2 separate regions of the Homo sapiens genome follow, and region 1 is linked to region 2. The links are chromatin loops, found by intact Hi-C in ENCODE. Cell type or tissue: heart left ventricle. All regions are shown on one strand.

Region 1 (8,000 bases), 350 kb after region 2:
ATTCTGGGGCCCACAGAGGTGCCTGGCCTCCTCCCTCCCTGCTAAGGCAGTGGCAGCTGGACCCAGGCTGCTCAGGGATCAGAAGCCTGTGGGATTCCACGTGGGCTCCAGTGGGGCCTTGGTACAGTCTCCAGGAGCAAACTGTGGGCCTCTGGAGGCCCAGAGGGGACAGGCGCTCTCCTGTGGGCAGGATCCTAAGGGCCCACAGCAGAGGTGTAGATGCCAGGGACCCCTCACTCACTCACCCCTTCCCTGTGTTAGGGAGGCTCTCACTCATTCACCCCTTCCCCGTGTTAGGGATCCTCTCACTCACTCACACCTTCCCCGTGTTAGGGATCCTCTCACTCACTCACCCCTTCCCCGTGTTGGGGAATCTCTCACTCACTCACCCCTTCCCCGTGTTGGTGAATCTCTCACTCACTCACCCCTTCCCCGTGTTAGGAGCCTCTCCTGGCTCCCACCTTTTCTCTTCTCTTCTCTCCATGTCCTCATGTTTCTCAGGTGAACCCCAGCATCCTCTTGGAAGATCCACTTGACCTGTTGGTATTTACTCGCTATTTTGGGTCCTCTTAGTGAGTAGGCAGACTCCAGCCCTTTCCATTCAGCCAACTTGAACCTCAGCCCCCAGTCATTTTCTTGCACTTTTTACTCTTGGGAAATCCAGTCCCAATGTGCTTGTCTTTCATTGGACAATAATTTTCATTTTCTCCAGTAGTTTTAAAATTACTTTGTATCTATTCTAGGTATCTTTTACTCTATCATAGTTAAGACATTGATGTTATTTATGAATTTGTTCACGTTAAACTCATGTTCTTTCTTCATTTCTATAAAAATGTCAACCATTTTCTTTGCAAGTATTTACTGAATAACATACTCCTTATTTCCTTCATTCTGAAAGTGTGATCCAAAGAGAGATATCTGTTTCCTCTTTTCATTCCATTTCTTGTGTGCATTAATTATCTTTTCTATTTTTTTCATTTCTAGTTTTTCTCTGATGACTAATGAAAAATTTTAGTAAATATTCTACACCAATACAATGTTTATCATTTCAGCTGTGTCTTGTTCTGGATGAAATTATTTCTAAATGTGTTAATATAATTTACTATTTTCACATCACAATAGCTTCCTAATTCATTTCTACAATTGCCTGTTTTTTCTCTAACGGACTCTTTGATTTTTATTCCTCTGGGGTGGGTTTTTCTCCCACACACCTGATCTTCCATATAGGGTTTCTCCCCAGGCTGACTCAGGAAGGAAAGCTGATGAGGGCATTGCTGTAGCCGCTCCTGCCCTGCGGTGTCCATGCTCCCAAGCTTAGAATCACCTCTGTGTTATGCCCGGCATGGCGGGGTCCATGTGAGCCTCACACTCCAGGGTCAGAGATGCCCGGTCCAACAATGATAAAGCGCATCTGTGTCATGCACACCCGGGAAGGTGGCTCAGTGCTGAGTGTAGCCCGGGTCACTGAGTCATCCCAGGGTCTGTCCACAAACACAGAAGAGGGGGAGTCACAGTCTCTAAGGTCCCACAGTTTCCTCCACTTTTTTCCTTGTTCTGAGAGTGAGACAAAGGGCCATGACTGTTCTGTGGGTTGGACAGATGCATGTTTCCACCTGCAGGCTGGAACCCAAGCTGAGGTCTTGAGCATCCCCAAGTACTGATAAAGCACTTTAGGTTGTTTCTAGAAAACACTGAAAAATTAACCCTTTTGCTAAAAGTGTAGAAACAAGCCCTCCCCTGAACCAAATTCCTGAAACTCTCAGGTTAAACTTCGTAACCCCATCCCTTCACTGCAGACTCCCAATAGAAAAGTTACAGGTGCAAGGATGAGATGACTTTGGTCAAACTCAGACCCCACAGGGCCAGGAAGGCCTGAAGGAGAGGAGGCCCATGCTTCCACGTCTCAGATAAGAACTGTTTCTAAGGACTTTTAAAAAACCCATAAGAAACTCTTCCATGTCCTTCAGCCCCTTCTGCTTTGACAAGGTTTATCACTAGATGTTCTTTAGGACGTCAGGAATTCAGATAAGATGCTCTCAAGAGAACCATTGACCAGCAACAGCATCTCCTCCAATGGACTGACAGCAACTCTGGCTTTGAACCTGTGGAACCAGGGAACTCTGTTTCCAGGCAGCTCTGTCAGGCTCTCCCTTGTTGCTGATAAGAACTTCCTTTACCTCTCTATGTACAGAGAGCTCTCTCTACGGTGCTTTTCCTCTACTCTCACGTCACAGGAATCATCAACACAGAAAAAGACTTCTAGGACCAGATGTATGGGGTTTTTTTCCCCAGACGCAGTAGCGAACAGCAGCTGGGTGTCCTCTAAGTCAGCTCTGGTGCTGTCTACCCAGAGACAGTCCCGGATCCCACAGATTGAAGGCCCATTCCCCAAAACTGCCCCCAACACCATTCCCAAGTCCAGACCTCCAGAACTTCTGACTGACTGGCTTCAAGTTGGGGATCCCATGCCCCACTCTTTGGGTTTGATTAATTTGCTGTAGCAGCTCACAGAACTCAGGAAACACTGACATTTCCTGGTTGAATACAAAGCACACTGCAGAGGACACAGATGAAGAAACTCATAGGAGGAGGCATGGGGGAAGAGGCCCGGGGCTTCCATACCCTCCCTGGGCGTCGCCCTCCAGGAGCCTTAGCATGCTCAGCCACCCAGAAACTCATGAAACCCAGTCCTCTGGGGCTTTTATGAAAGCTTCATGACATCAGCATTTCCTCCCACAAGGAACAGGGTGAGACTGTCTTCTGGGAGGGTCTTAAGATCCACTATCAGAAAGGCAGGGAACATTCGAGTCTTACTTTGGGTTAGGTGAAGGAAGGGCAGGAGGAGGTCAGAGGCCTCCCCTGAGGCCCAGCACAGCCAATGTTATAACAAAAGACTATAACAAGGGCTATGGGAGTTACAAGCCAGGAACTGCGGGTGAAAACCAGCATATATCACAACATCACACTTCCCTCTCTGGACACACTGTGGCTTGCCATGCCATGCACTCCATATTGTAATCCTTGCTTCTCACTCCCAAATAAACTCAAAATCCAGGCAACCCTGGAGCAATGCAGCCTTGAATTCCAGGGGTCTCTTATATGCACACTTTTTCCAAACAAACGGGGATCAAAACTATAGCATTTGTGAGAAACAAGACTTGCGTATATGAACGGCAGACTTTTCCTATATGCAGACCCAGCAGAGACAACGTCAGGGCTGGAGTACGAGCAAGTGTTGGTACATGTAGGGGGTACTGAAACGAATTGCCTGTGTATCCCAAGAAACAACTGTACTGAGAGATCATATTTTCTAGGGGTTTATTTTTGGTTTTGTTTTTATTTTAGGTTAAAGCTTTGGATAGAATACCCAGTGTCTCCTTGTCCATCTGAAGAACATGCTGCTATGTGGAAGCACATCCTTGAGATCCACAAGGAGACACTGGGCAAGAAGACAAGGATGCCCCACTGTGCAGAGGTCCCCCTAATAAATGCTCTATGAACACCCTGGTGTTTAGTGCTTCTTTCCTTGGAATTCCAGCAGGTCTGGACAGTTTGGTGCACTCCCTTGAGGGAATTCCCCTGGGCTGCTTGGGGTCCACTCCAGCCTCAGGTGTAGCTAGAGGACGCAGCCTCCCACCTTGGTCTGGAGCCCTGAGCCCCTCACTGTCATTGCAGATCCCGGGGTTCCTCTCCCGGCTCCACTCAGTGGTGGAAACCTCCACCCTAATGAGCCCTTGATGGTCCCGGGACCCTGTGGCATCTCACCTCTGGCCTCTGTTCTTTCTTGTGAGTCCGTCTACACTTGGGGTTTCCACATGTCTTTTTCTGCTCATGACCTTGATACTCTGGGTATTTCAGAAATGCTACACATACGTTTCTCCATTACGGTCAGATGTGACATCTTGAGTGGACTCATCAATCACCTACAGAATGTGGAGTCCAACAGCAAGATCCTCTCACGTCCCAAAGCCTCAGGTCTTACCCTGGTCTGGAAATCAAGCACAAATGAGCCCCTCCCAATGTCCCAGGCACCACTGACCCCACAACCACTGTGACGAGTGGGATTCATGACAACAATCTGCAAAGGAAGAAACTGAGGCTCAGTGATGGGACATTACAAACCAAGGTCACGTAGGCAGCGGATGATAACCAGTCATCAAATAAATATCAACTCCCTCCCCCACTCCCCAAATCAAAGCTCAAACATAAGTCATTGTTCCCAAAATGTTGACCAGGAATTGAGGTGCAGAGGGACGGCTAAGGACGCAATGGGCACCGAGGAGGCAGGAAAGACTCAGAGGTTTCTTCCCGGGGGGGAGGGAGTGGACGCTGGAGCAAAAACATTTAAAAAGGGGAAGTTAAGAGGGGACTATTTGGTTGAAAGAAAACCCACAATCCAGTGTCAAGAAAGAAGTCAACTTTTCTTCCCCTACTTCCCTGCATTTCTCCTCTGTGCTCACTGCCACACACAGCTCAACCTGGACAGCACAGCCAGAGGCGAGATGCTTCTCTGCTGATCTGAGTCTGCCTGCAGCATGGACCTGGGTCTTCCCTGAAGCATCTCCAGGGCTGGAGGGACGACTGCCATGGTAAGGACCCCACAACGCTGTGCTGATGGATGGGCTGAAGGAGGGAGGGTGACCATGTGGGAAGCTGTGAGAAGGAAGGGGAAGCCACTGCTACCCTCATCAGGAAGGGCAGACACAAGAAGCACCAGTTCTATTTGCTGCTACATCCCGGCTCTCGGTGAGACGAGGAGAAACCAGACAGACAGTGGCTGGGGGTCAGGAAAGACCCCATTACAGTCTGAAATGTCTGCAGAGGGCCCAGTGCCTGCCCCCACCTCAGCTCTAAAAGAATGAGAGTCAGGCTCCTGGGAGGGCAGTTCCGCTTCTTGTGTGGCTGCAGATGACAACACCCCATGAGAAGGACCCAGCCTCTGAGTGTCCACACAGGGTGGGAAGGAGGGGAGGCTATTTCTCTCTGTGTGTCTCTGTCCCGCCAGCACCGAGGGCTCATCCATCCGCAGAGCAGGGCAGTGGGAGGAGACGCCATGACCCCCATCGTCACAGTCCTGATCTGTCTCGGTGAGATTTGAAGAGAGAGGGGAGCTTCTAACCTAGGAGGGACCTCACCCCACAGCCAAACTCTGGTCCCTAAGGAGACCCCAGGGGCTCACAAAGATCCCAGGGAGGGGAGGACCTGCTCAGGCTTCAGGGGGCAAATCCCTCACAGGGAACTCTCTTCCAGGGCTGAGTCTGGGCCCCAGGACCCGCGTGCAGACAGGTGAGTCTGTCCCCAGCTCTCCCAGGTCCCTCCTCCTCACTGGGGACAAGGGGCCACCTCCGTGCAGCTGGGGATGGGGATTAGAAGTTCTGGACTGACTGATGGGGGCATCTGGAGGGTCCTGGGCTGAGAGCTGAGATCTGTTGGGTGGGAAATGACTTCGAATCTGACCTTTGATTTCCTTCCAGGGACCATCCCCAAGCCCACCCTGTGGGCTGAGCCAGACTCTGTGATCACCCAGGGGAGTCCCGTCACCCTCAGTTGTCAGGGGAGCCTTGAAGCCCAGGAGTACCGTCTATATAGGGAGAAAAAATCAGCATCTTGGATTACACGGATACGACCAGAGCTTGTGAAGAACGGCCAGTTCCACATCCCATCCATCACCTGGGAACACACAGGGCGATATGGCTGTCAGTATTACAGCCGCGCTCGGTGGTCTGAGCTCAGTGACCCCCTGGTGCTGGTGATGACAGGTGAGAGGACACTCAGGGATCCCAGCCCCAGGCTCTGCCCTCAGGAAGGAGGCTCTCAGGGGTGTCTCCCTCTCACAGCCCAGCCCTGGGGATGATGTGGGAGGTGGGAGCCCCATTTAACACGATGCCTCCTTCTCTCCTAGGAGCCTACCCAAAACCCACCCTCTCAGCCCAGCCCAGCCCTGTGGTGACCTCAGGAGGAAGGGTGACCCTCCAGTGTGAGTCACAGGTGGCATTTGGCGGCTTCATTCTGTGTAAGGAAGGAGAAGATGAACACCCACAATGCCTGAACTCCCAGCCCCATGCCCGTGGGTCGTCCCGCGCCATCTTCTCCGTGGGCCCCGTGAGCCCGAATCGCAGGTGGTCGCACAGGTGCTATGGTTATGACTTGAACTCTCCCTATGTGTGGTCTTCACCCAGTGATCTCCTGGAGCTCCTGGTCCCAGGTGAGAAATTCACAGCATTGTCTGGAGTTCCCTGAGTCTCCCTGAGTCTCCAGGCAGGTGGGGAGCAGCCGTGTCTCAGGGCAGTTCCAGGTGGGATGATGTTGGGGCGAGAGGGCTCAGGGGTCCTGGGGCCAGAGACACAGGAAGATCAGCAGTGGTGAGGCACCGGGGGAGAGGGAGGGTTTGTGGGGAAGCCTGAGGGTCGGCTCCTGGAAACCATGAGCACCTTTTCCCAGGTGTTTCTAAGAAGCCATCACTCTCAGTGCAGCCGGGTCCTGTCATGGCCCCTGGGGAAAGCCTGACCCTCCAGTGTGTCTCTGATGTCGGCTATGACAGATTTGTTCTGTACAAGGAGGGGGAACGTGACCTTCGCCAGCTCCCTGGCCGGCAGCCCCAGGCTGGGCTCTCCCAGGCCAACTTCACCCTGGGCCCTGTGAGCCGCTCCTACGGGGGCCAGTACAGATGCTACGGTGCACACAACCTCTCCTCTGAGTGCTCGGCCCCCAGCGACCCCCTGGACATCCTGATCACAGGTGAGGAGCCCAGCGGGTTCAGTCAGGGACCCAGACTCTGCACAGGCCCTGCCGGGGGAATCCAATTAGTGATGGCCAGGATGAGGCGGGGGGTGGTCCCAAGGGAGGGAGAGACAGAGAGAGAGACAGGGGATGGGTGGGGAGGGGAAGACTCAGAGAAAACAGAGACAGAGGCTCCTAGAGAGGCCTGGGGAGGTCTCAGCTCAGAGCAAGGTGGGGCAGCCCCTCACCCATCCTTCTTCTCTCCAGGACAGATCCGTGGCACACCCTTCATCTCAGTGCAGCCAGGCCCCACAGTGGCCTCAGGAGAGAACGTGACCCTGCTGTGTCAGTCATGGCGGCAGTTCCACACTTTCCTTCTGACCAAGGCGGGAGCAGCTGATGCCCCACTCCGTCTAAGATCAATACACGAATATCCTAAGTACCAGGCTGAATTCCCCATGAGTCCTGTGACCTCAGCCCACGCGGGGACCTACAGGTGCTACGGCTCACTCAACTCCGACCCCTACCTGCTGTCTCACCCCAGTGAGCCCCTGGAGCTCGTGGTCTCAGGTGGGGGCCTTGACCCTGTCCTCTCTGAGCTCAAAGGCTCAGCTCAGGCCCTGCCCCCCAGGAGAGCTCTGGGCTGGGATGGAGTGAGCGGGGGTCTGAGCGGGGCTCAGCCAGTGGGAGACTCACCCTCAGAGGGAAGGAGGACAACAGGCCCTCCCAGGCCTGCGCACACTCAGCGGCATCGCCAGCATCATGGACAGGAGAGGCGGGTGGAGGGAGGGGCCTGGGGAGGCCACAGGGCCCATGTAGAGAAATTTGGTTTGAGGTGGAGACTTCAGGAAAGCCCCAGCTCCTCACCCTCCTCTCATTCTTTCACCCAGGACCCTCCATGGGTTCCAGCCCCCCACCCACCGGTCCCATCTCCACACCTGGTGAGTCCCTGAGGCCTCTGGCTCGAAGGGAGCGCAGCGACCCCCAGGGCAGCTTTGAGTGTCCAGGAGGATCCCATTCCCTTCAGGGACTCAATCAAGGGCTTCTGTCCAGGGAGCTGGGCAGAGCCAGAGGAGGGGCCACAGGGTCCCCAGGGCTCTGAGGCTGGGCTGGTGAGGGGTGGGGGGTCAAGGCAGAGAGAAATGTTGGGGCCCAGCCTGGGGGAGGAGCAGCCGGGCTGATGTGGGGAGCAGGGCAGCCCCAGCCCTCACCTCCCCGTCCTGACCCAGCAGGCCCTGAGGACCAGCCCCTCACCCCCACTGGGTCGGATCCCCAAAGTG
Region 2 (8,000 bases):
GGAGGGTCTGGCCGCTCCCTCGCTGTGGTTCTGGCCTCTGCTCCTCACTCTGACGTTGCCCATTTGGCTGCAGCCTCACGGGCCTTCCTGCAAGAGCTCGCTGCTGCCTGGGGGCCTTTGCAGGGTTGTTTCCTCTGCCTGCAGGGGCTCGTCCATCAGAGGATCGTGTGCCCCACTCTGTCCAGGCTTCTCAGATGACAGCTGAGCAGACAGCCCTCCCCTTCCATTCAGACTGGCCCCACTGCCCCACACTCTCTGCCCTTTCTCTGGTTTATGTTCCTTACAGCACGTTGCACTCCTGGAGGCGGCACATTTATTTGCATTTTGTCTCCCACCACGAGGTGAGCTCAGGAGGCGGGGGCGGCTTTCCTCCCTGCTGTGTCTGCAGCTCCCATGGGGAGCCCCATCCACAGTGAGCTCCCTGGGAACACTTGCTGGTTGAATGAATGAAGGGGAGCCTGGGGGACCGGGGTGGTTCATTTATTCCTCATCCTCCTGAGGCCTGGGGAGAGCTCTAACAACCAGACGGCCAAACAGAGGATGAGGAGCAGGAAGGGGACCCGGGAGGAGGCCCACGAGGTCCCAGGACAGCAGGAGAGAGTGAGGTCGCAGCAGGCGGGAGGCAGCGTGCTGGACAAGGAGGGGTCCACCGTGACGATGCTGAGAGCCGGGGGAAGGAGGACAGAGAAGTTCTGCAGGATTAGATCTGGCACCAGGAGGCCTTTGGTGCCTGGGACAGGGGTGGGGTCTCACCCGAGTGTCCATCTCCACCCCATCCTCAGGCTGTGTGTGCTTCACGGCAGCATCTGCTGGGGCAGAGCAAGGGGTTTGTCTCTTGGGAAGGTTCCCTGGGACCTCTGAGTCCTGCCAGCCCCTGCTCAGCTCCCAGATGGGGCCACTGAGATGCAGGGAGGGGCTGCGATGTCCCTGAGGCCCCACAGTGTGGGGTGAGATGATCTCACCCTGAGCCCCAGACCCTTTCCAGCCAGCGCCCCTTTCCCCATTGCTACGGAAACTTCGGGGCCCCCATCTCCCTCCTGGCTGGTCACCTCTTCCTCTCACTCACAGAGGTTTTCTTCCTGGGCATCGGCAGCTGGGCTGGACCTGGGGGAAGAATGGGAGCTTTAGGGGCAGTGTATGGGCCACGAGCAGGTGGGAGTCTGGGGTCTTCGGGCAGAATTACCTCCACTGCAGGCCTCTGTCTGTGGGCTCTGGCCCCACAGCCCCTGCAGGATGTTGGAAATCAGCCTTTCTCTGGGCTGGGGGAAGAAGGACAGAGCCTCAGCCCTGGGAACATTGGAGCCCCCTGCCCTGCACACACAGCTCGAAGGTAAGGAAGGAAACCTAAAAACACTCCTGCCTCCATGTTCCAAATGCCTCATAGGATGGACAGAGCCCGAAGGACACTTTACATTTGTAGATGGCACTGAGCCCGAAGGACACTTTACATTTGTAGATGGGACTGACTGTCGATTGGCCTGGTGAGAAATGCTGGAACAGTTTCTCAAAGCTGCATTTGCCCAGTGGTTTGGATTCTCTTTGGCTGTGCCCTGAGCCCACCCTCGGTCAGCCCTCAGGGTCCCCCCATTCCCTACTCACTCGATGTCCAGTGTTTGCCCTGACGTCGATGTCGGAGGATGAGGAAGAGGAGGAGGAGGAGGAGGAGCAGTAGGATGACGGCCACCAAGATGCCGATCACAACCCCCAGGTGCCTTCCCAGACCTTGAGCACGATGATGTCAGGGATGGGGGTGATGTCATTGAAATGAGCGCCTACTGTGTGCAGGTGACTGCTGGACCTTCTGTTCACCACCTCCAACCCCCACAACAGTCGTGCAGCACAGAAACATCCACCCCACCCACTGTACAGATGAAAAACTGACGCTCAGAGAGGGGAATCGCCTGCCCGGGGCCCCCAGCCAGGAAGCGGCAGAGCTGGGAAGGAAGCCCAGGAGTCTGACCTGCAGCCCTTGTTCCTGCACCAGAGCCGAGCCCCGGAGCTGCAGGGAAAGAGCCTGACCGTCCTGAACCATGACTCTTCTCCCCTCCCCTGCCCCAGGTCACCGTCTCTGCTGCAGGTGGGACGGGACAGGCCCCCGCGGAATCGGGTCTGGGAGGTTCCCTGGGAGGCCTCCTCTCCCAGGAGGTCACAGCTGGGAGTCAGAGCTGAAAGGAACTTTCCCACCCGCAGGCCTCTCACCTTTACATTTGGAGAAACTGAGGCCCAAGCAGGGGAGGAGCCTGTCTATATCACCACCTCCAGAGGAGACTGAACCTAGGACAGAACCCACCCCTGCCTCCCCTGGACCCTGCCCACCTCCCACTCAGAGCCCGTCACTCACCACTCTGGGGATCCGACCCGGTGGGGGTGAGGGGCTGGTCCTCAGGGCCTGCTGGGTCAGGACGGGGAGGTGAGGGCTGGGGCTGCCCTGCTCCCCACATCAGCCCGGCTGCTCCTCCCCCAGGCTGGGCCCCAACATTTCTCTCTGCCTTGACCCCCCACCCCTCACCAGCCCAGCCTCAGAGCCCTGGGGACCCTGTGGCCCCTCCTCTGGCTCTGCCCGGCTCCCTGGAGGGAAGCTCGAGTCTTTGAGGGGAATGGGATTCTCTGGGAGACCCAGGGCTGCCCTGGGGGAGGCCGCACTCCCTTGAGTTCAGAAGCCTCAGGGACTCACCAGATGTGGAGGTGGGGCCTGTTGTCGGGGAGCTGGGGCCCCCAGACGGTCCTGGGTAAAAGAATGAGAGGAGGCTGAGGAGCTGGGGCTTTCCTGAAGTCTCCACCTCAAACCAAATTTCTCTACATGGGACCTGTGGCCTCCCCAGGCCCCTCCCTCCACCCGCCTCTCCTGTCCATGATGCTGGCGATGCCACTGAGGGTGGGCAGGCCTGGGAGGGCCCTGTTCTCCTCCTTCCCTCTGAGGGTGAGTCTCCCACTGGCTGAGCCCCTCTCAGACCCCCGCTCACTCCATCCCAGCCCAGAGCTCTCCTGGGGCAGGGTCTGAGCTGAGACTTTGAGCTCAGAGAGGACAGGGTCAAGGCCCCCACCTGAGACCACGAGCTCCAGGGGGTCACTGGGGTGAGTCAGCAGGTAGGGTTTGGAGCTCTGTGAGCCGTAGCACCTGTAGGTCCCCGCATGGGCTGAGGTCACAGGACCCATGGGGAATTCAGCCTGGTATTTTTGAGATTGGTACGTTGATCTTAGACGCCATGGGTCATCAGCTGCCCCCTCCTTGGTCAGAAGGAAAGTTTGCATCCATCCCTGTGACTGACACAGCAGGGTCACGTTCTCTCCTGAGGCCACCGTGGGGCCCGGCTGCACCGAGAGGGAGACTCTGTCATAGAACTGTCCTGGAGAGAAGAAGGATGGGCGAGGGGCTGCCCCACCTTGCTCTGAGCTGACACCTCCCCAGGTCTCCCTCTGGGACCCTCAGTGTCTCTGTCTCTGTTTTCTCTGAGTCTCCCCCTCCCCGCCCATCCCCTGTCTCTGTCTGTCTCTCCCTCCCTTGGGACCCCCATCCCTCATCCCGGCCATCACTACCTGAGCTCCCCCGGCAGGGCCTGTGCGGAGCCTGGGTCCCTGACTGAACCCGCTGGGCTCCTCACCTGCGATCAGGATGTCCAGGGGGTCGCTGGGGGCCGACCACTCGGAGGAGAGGTTGTGTGCACCGTAGCATCTGTACTGGCCCCCGTAGGAGCGGCTCACAGGGCCCAGGGTGAAGTTGGCCTGGGAGAGCCCAGCCTGGGGCTGTGCGCCAGCGAGCTGAAGGAAGTCACGTTCCCCGTCCTTATACAGAACAAATCTGTTGTAGCCAGCATCAGAGCCACACTGCAGAGTCAGGGTCTCCTCAGGGGCCACGATAGGACCTGGCTGCACTGAGAGTGATGGCTTCTTAGAAACACCTGGGAAAAGGTGGTCATGGTTTCCAGGAGCCGACCCTCAGGCTTCCCCACAAATCTTCCCTTTCCCCCGGGGCCACATCACTGCTGATCTTCCTGTGTCTCTGGCCCCAGGAGCCCTGAGCCCTCTCGCCCCAACATCATCCCACCTGGAACTGCCCTGAGACGCGGCTGCTCCCCACCTGCCTGGAGACTCAGGGAACTCCAGGCAATGCTGTGAATTTCTCACCTAGGACCAGGAGCTCCAGGAGATCACTGGGTAGAGACCACTCATAGGGAGAGTTCGAGTCATAAGCATAGCACCTGTACCACCACCTGCGACTCGGGCTCACGGGGCCCACGGAGAAGATGGCGCGGGACGACCCACGGGCATGGGGCTGGGAGTTCAGGCATTGTGGGTGTTCATCTTCTCCTTCCTTACACAGAATGAAGCCATCAAATGCCACCTGTGAGTCACACTGGAGGGTTACATTCCCTCCTGAGTTCACCACGGGGCTGGGCTGGGCTGAGAGGGTGGGTTTGATGTAGGCTCCTAGGAGAGAAGGAGGCACCGTGTTAAATGTGGCTCAGACCACCCGCGTCATCCCCAGGGCTGGGCTGTGAGAGGGAGAAGCCCCTGAGAGCCGTCCCCCTTCCTGAGGGCAGAGTCTGGGGCTGGGACCCCTGAGTGTCAGCTCACCTGTCACCACCAGCTCCAGGGGGTCACTGCTCTCTGAGCGGCCTGCAGTGTCGCTACCATAGTAACAGCGATACCGCCCTGTGTGTTCCCAGGTGATGGATGGGATGGGGAACTGGCCCTTCTTCACAAGCTCCTGTGGGATCCGTGTAATCCAGGGTGCTGTTTTCTTTTCTCTATATAGACGGTACTCCTGGGTCTCCTGGCCCCCCTGACACCTGAGGGTCACAGGACTCCCCTGGGTGATCACAGAGCCTGGTTCAGCCCAGAGGGTGGGCTTGGGGAGGTGCCCTGGAAGGAAATCAGGAGTCAGATTCTAACTCATTTCCCACCCAACCCAGCAGATTCCAGCTCTCAGCCCAGGACCCTCCAGACGCCCCCATCAGTCAGCCCAGAACTGCTATTCCCCATCCCCAGCGGCACGGGGGTGGCCCCTTGTCCCCAGTGAGGAGGAGGGACCTGGAAGAGCTGGGGACAGACTCACCTGCCTGCACGTGGGTCCGGGGGCCCAGACTCAGCCCTGGAAGAGAGTTCCCGGTGAGGGATTTGCCCCCTGAAGCCTGGGCAGGTCCTCCCCTCCCTGGGATCTTTGTGAGCCCCTGGGGTCTCCTTAGGGACAAGAGTTTGGCTGTGGGGTGAGGTCCCTCTTAGGTTAGAAGCTCCCCTCCTTCTTCAAATCTCACCGAGACAGATCAGGACCGTGAGGATGGGGGTCATGGCGTCTCCTCCCACTGCCCTGCTCTGTGGATGGATGAGCCCTCGGTGCTGGCAGGATAGAGAGACACACAGAGTGTGGCCAATCGGAGGCTGGGTCCTTCTTCTCATGGGGTGCTGTCATCTGCAGCCACACAGGAAGTGGAACTGCCCTCCCCAGGACCCTTGCTCTCATTCCATTAGGGCTGAGGTGGGGGCAGTCACTAGGCCCTCTGCATCATTTCAGATGGTAATGGGCCCTTTCCTGACCCCCAGCCACCGTCTGTCTGGTTTGTTTTCATCCCACTGAGAGCCAGGATGTAGCAGCAAATAAAACTGGTTCCTTCCTGTGTCTGCCCTTCCTGACGAGGGTAGCGGAGGCATCTCCTTCCTTCTCACAGCCTCCCACATGGTCACCCTCCCTCCTTCAGCCGTCCATCAGCTCAGTGTTGTGGGGTCCTTACCATGGCAGTCGTCCCTCCAGCCCTGGAGATGCTTCAGGGAAGACCCAGGTCCATGCTGCAGGCAGACTCAGATCAGCAGAGACGCATCTCGCATCTGGCTGTGCCGCCCAGGCTGAGCTGCGTGTGGCAGTGAGCACAGAAGAGAAATGCAGGGAAATAGGGAAGAAAAGTTGACTTCTTTCTTGACACTGGATTGTGGGTTTTCTTTCAACCAAATAGTCCCCTCTTAACTTCCCCTTTTTAAAATATTTTGCTACAGTGTCCAACCCCACCCCCCGGGAACAAATCTCTGAGTCTTTCCTGCCTCCTCGGTGCCCTTTGCTTACTTGGCCGTCCCTCTGCACCTCAATCCCTGTTCAACGCTTTGGGAACAATGACTTATATTTGAGCTTTGATTTGGGGAGTTGGGGGGGAGTTATATTTATTCAACGACTGGTTATCATCCACTGCCTACGTGACCTCGGGCGGTAATGAACCATCTCTGAGCCTCAGATTCTTCCTTTGCCGACTGTTGTCACAAATCCCACTCGTGACAGTGGTTGTACGGTCAGTGGTGCTGGAACATTAGGAGGGGCTCATTTGTGCCTGATTTCCAGACCAGGGTAAGACCTGAGGTGTTTGGGACATAAGAGGATCTTGGCGTTGGACTCCACAGTCTACGTAGGTGATTGATGTGTCCACTCTGGATCTCACATCTGACCCTAATGGATAGATGGACGTGTATTTGTCCATCTATCTGGGCATTTCTGAAATACCCAGAGCATCAATGTCATGAGCAGAAAAAGAGATGTGGAAGTTCCCAAGTGTAGATGGATCCACAGGAAAGAACAGAGGCCACAGGTGAGATGCCACAGGGACCTGGGACCATCAAGGGCTCATTAGGGTGGAGGTTTCCACCACTGAGTGGAGCCAGGAGAGGAACCTCGGGATCTGCAATGACAGTGAGGGGCTCAGGGCTCCAGACCAAGGTGGGAGGCTGCGTCCTCCAGCTACACCTGAGGCTGGAGTGGACCCCAAGCAGCCCAGGGGAATTCCCTCAAGGGAGTGCACCAAACCGTCCAGTGACAGAGCTGCTGGGATTCCAAAGAAAGAAGCACTAAACACCAGGGTGTTCATAGATCATTTATTAGGGAGACTTCTGCACAGTGGGGCACCCTCGTCTCCTTGCCCAGTGTCTCCTTGTGGATCTCAAGGATGTGCTTCCACATAGCAGCATCTTCTTCAGATGGACAAGGAGACACTGGGTGTTCTACCCGAAGCTTTAACTTAAAATAAAAATAAAAACAAAAATAAACCCCTAGAGAATATGATCTCTCAGTAGAGTTGTTTCTTGGGATACACAGGCAATTCGTTTCAGTACCCGCTACATGCACCAACACCTGCTCGTACTCCAGCCCCGACATTGTCTCTGCTGGGCCTGCATATAGGAAAAGTCTGCCGTTCATATACACAAGTCTTGCATCCCACAAATGCTACAGTTTTGACCCCCGTTTGGTTGAAAAAAGTGTGCATATAAGAGACCCCAGGAATTCAAGGCTGCGTTGCTCCAGGGTTGTCTGGATTTTGAGTTTATTTGGGAGTGAGAAGCAAGGATTACAATCTGGAGTGCATGGCATGGCAAGCCACAGTGTGTCCGGAGAGGGAAGTGTGATGTTGTGATACACACTGGTTTTCACCTGCGGTTCCTGGCTCATAGCTCCATAGCCCTTGTTACAGTCTTTTGTTATAACATTGGCTGTGTTAGGCCTTAGGGGAGGCCTCTGACCTCCTCCTGCCCTTCCTTCACCTGCCCAAGGCAAGACTCTAATGTCCCTGCCTTTCTGATGGTGGCTCTTAAGACCCTCCCAGAAGATGGTCTCAGCCTGTTCCTTGTGGGAGGAAATACTGACATCATGAAGCTTCATAAAAACCCAAGAAGACTGGGTTTCGTGGGTTTCTGGGTGGTTGAGCATGTGGAGACTCCTGGAGGGTGATGCCCAGGGAGGGTATGGAAGCCCTGCGCCCCTTCCCCCATGCCTCCTCCTATGAGTCTCTTCATCTGTGTCCTCTGCAGTGTGCTTTGTATTCAACCAGGAAACGTCAGTGTCTCTCTGAGTTCTGTGAGCTGCTACAGCAAATTAATCAAACCCAAAGAGGTGGTCATAGGGTCCCCAACTTGAAGCCAGTCAGTCAGAAGTTCTGGAGGTCTGGACTTGGGAATGGTGTGGGGGCAGTGTTGGGGACTGAACCATTCAATCTGTGGGATCTGGGACTGTCTCTGGGTAGACAGTG

What was found. Peaks named below come from ENCODE experiments on the same cell type or tissue, not always from the same donor. Only the 100,000 strongest peaks of a DNase experiment are listed, where the experiment ranks them.
Region 1: it touches region 2 in a loop (6-fold over the local background); 12 of 110 quality-filtered maps call a loop at or near these places.

The regions. Positions count from the first base shown.
Region 1 is chr19:54,277,550-54,285,549 of GRCh38, reverse strand. It overlaps LILRB2 (leukocyte immunoglobulin like receptor B2), which reads left to right and starts at 4,440. Exons shown (of 14, transcript NM_001080978.4): 1 at 4,440-4,589; 2 at 5,006-5,087; 3 at 5,251-5,286; 4 at 5,475-5,759; 5 at 5,903-6,205; 6 at 6,442-6,738; 7 at 6,988-7,290; 8 at 7,611-7,661; 9 at 7,953-8,000. The coding sequence starts at 5,054. MIR4752 (microRNA 4752) reads right to left here and starts at 3,441; the gene lies at 3,370-3,441. RefSeq lists enhancers at 1-95, 5,327-6,526. In heart left ventricle, no CTCF peak of the experiment used is centred here; a DNase peak (open chromatin) is centred at 4,889; H3K4me3 peaks cover 1,128 bases; H3K27ac peaks cover 467 bases; H3K27me3 peaks cover 4,936 bases.
Region 2 is chr19:54,628,363-54,636,362 of GRCh38, reverse strand. LILRB1 (leukocyte immunoglobulin like receptor B1) reads right to left here and starts at 5,879. Exons shown (of 15, transcript NM_001081637.3): 1 at 5,730-5,879; 2 at 5,256-5,337; 3 at 5,057-5,092; 4 at 4,576-4,863; 5 at 4,126-4,428; 6 at 3,603-3,899; 7 at 3,045-3,347; 8 at 2,675-2,725; 9 at 2,342-2,392; 10 at 1,600-1,722; 11 at 1,184-1,259; 12 at 1,067-1,104; 13 at 754-806. The coding sequence starts at 5,289. In heart left ventricle, no CTCF peak of the experiment used is centred here; a DNase peak (open chromatin) is centred at 78; H3K4me3 peaks cover 594 bases; H3K27me3 peaks cover 3,631 bases.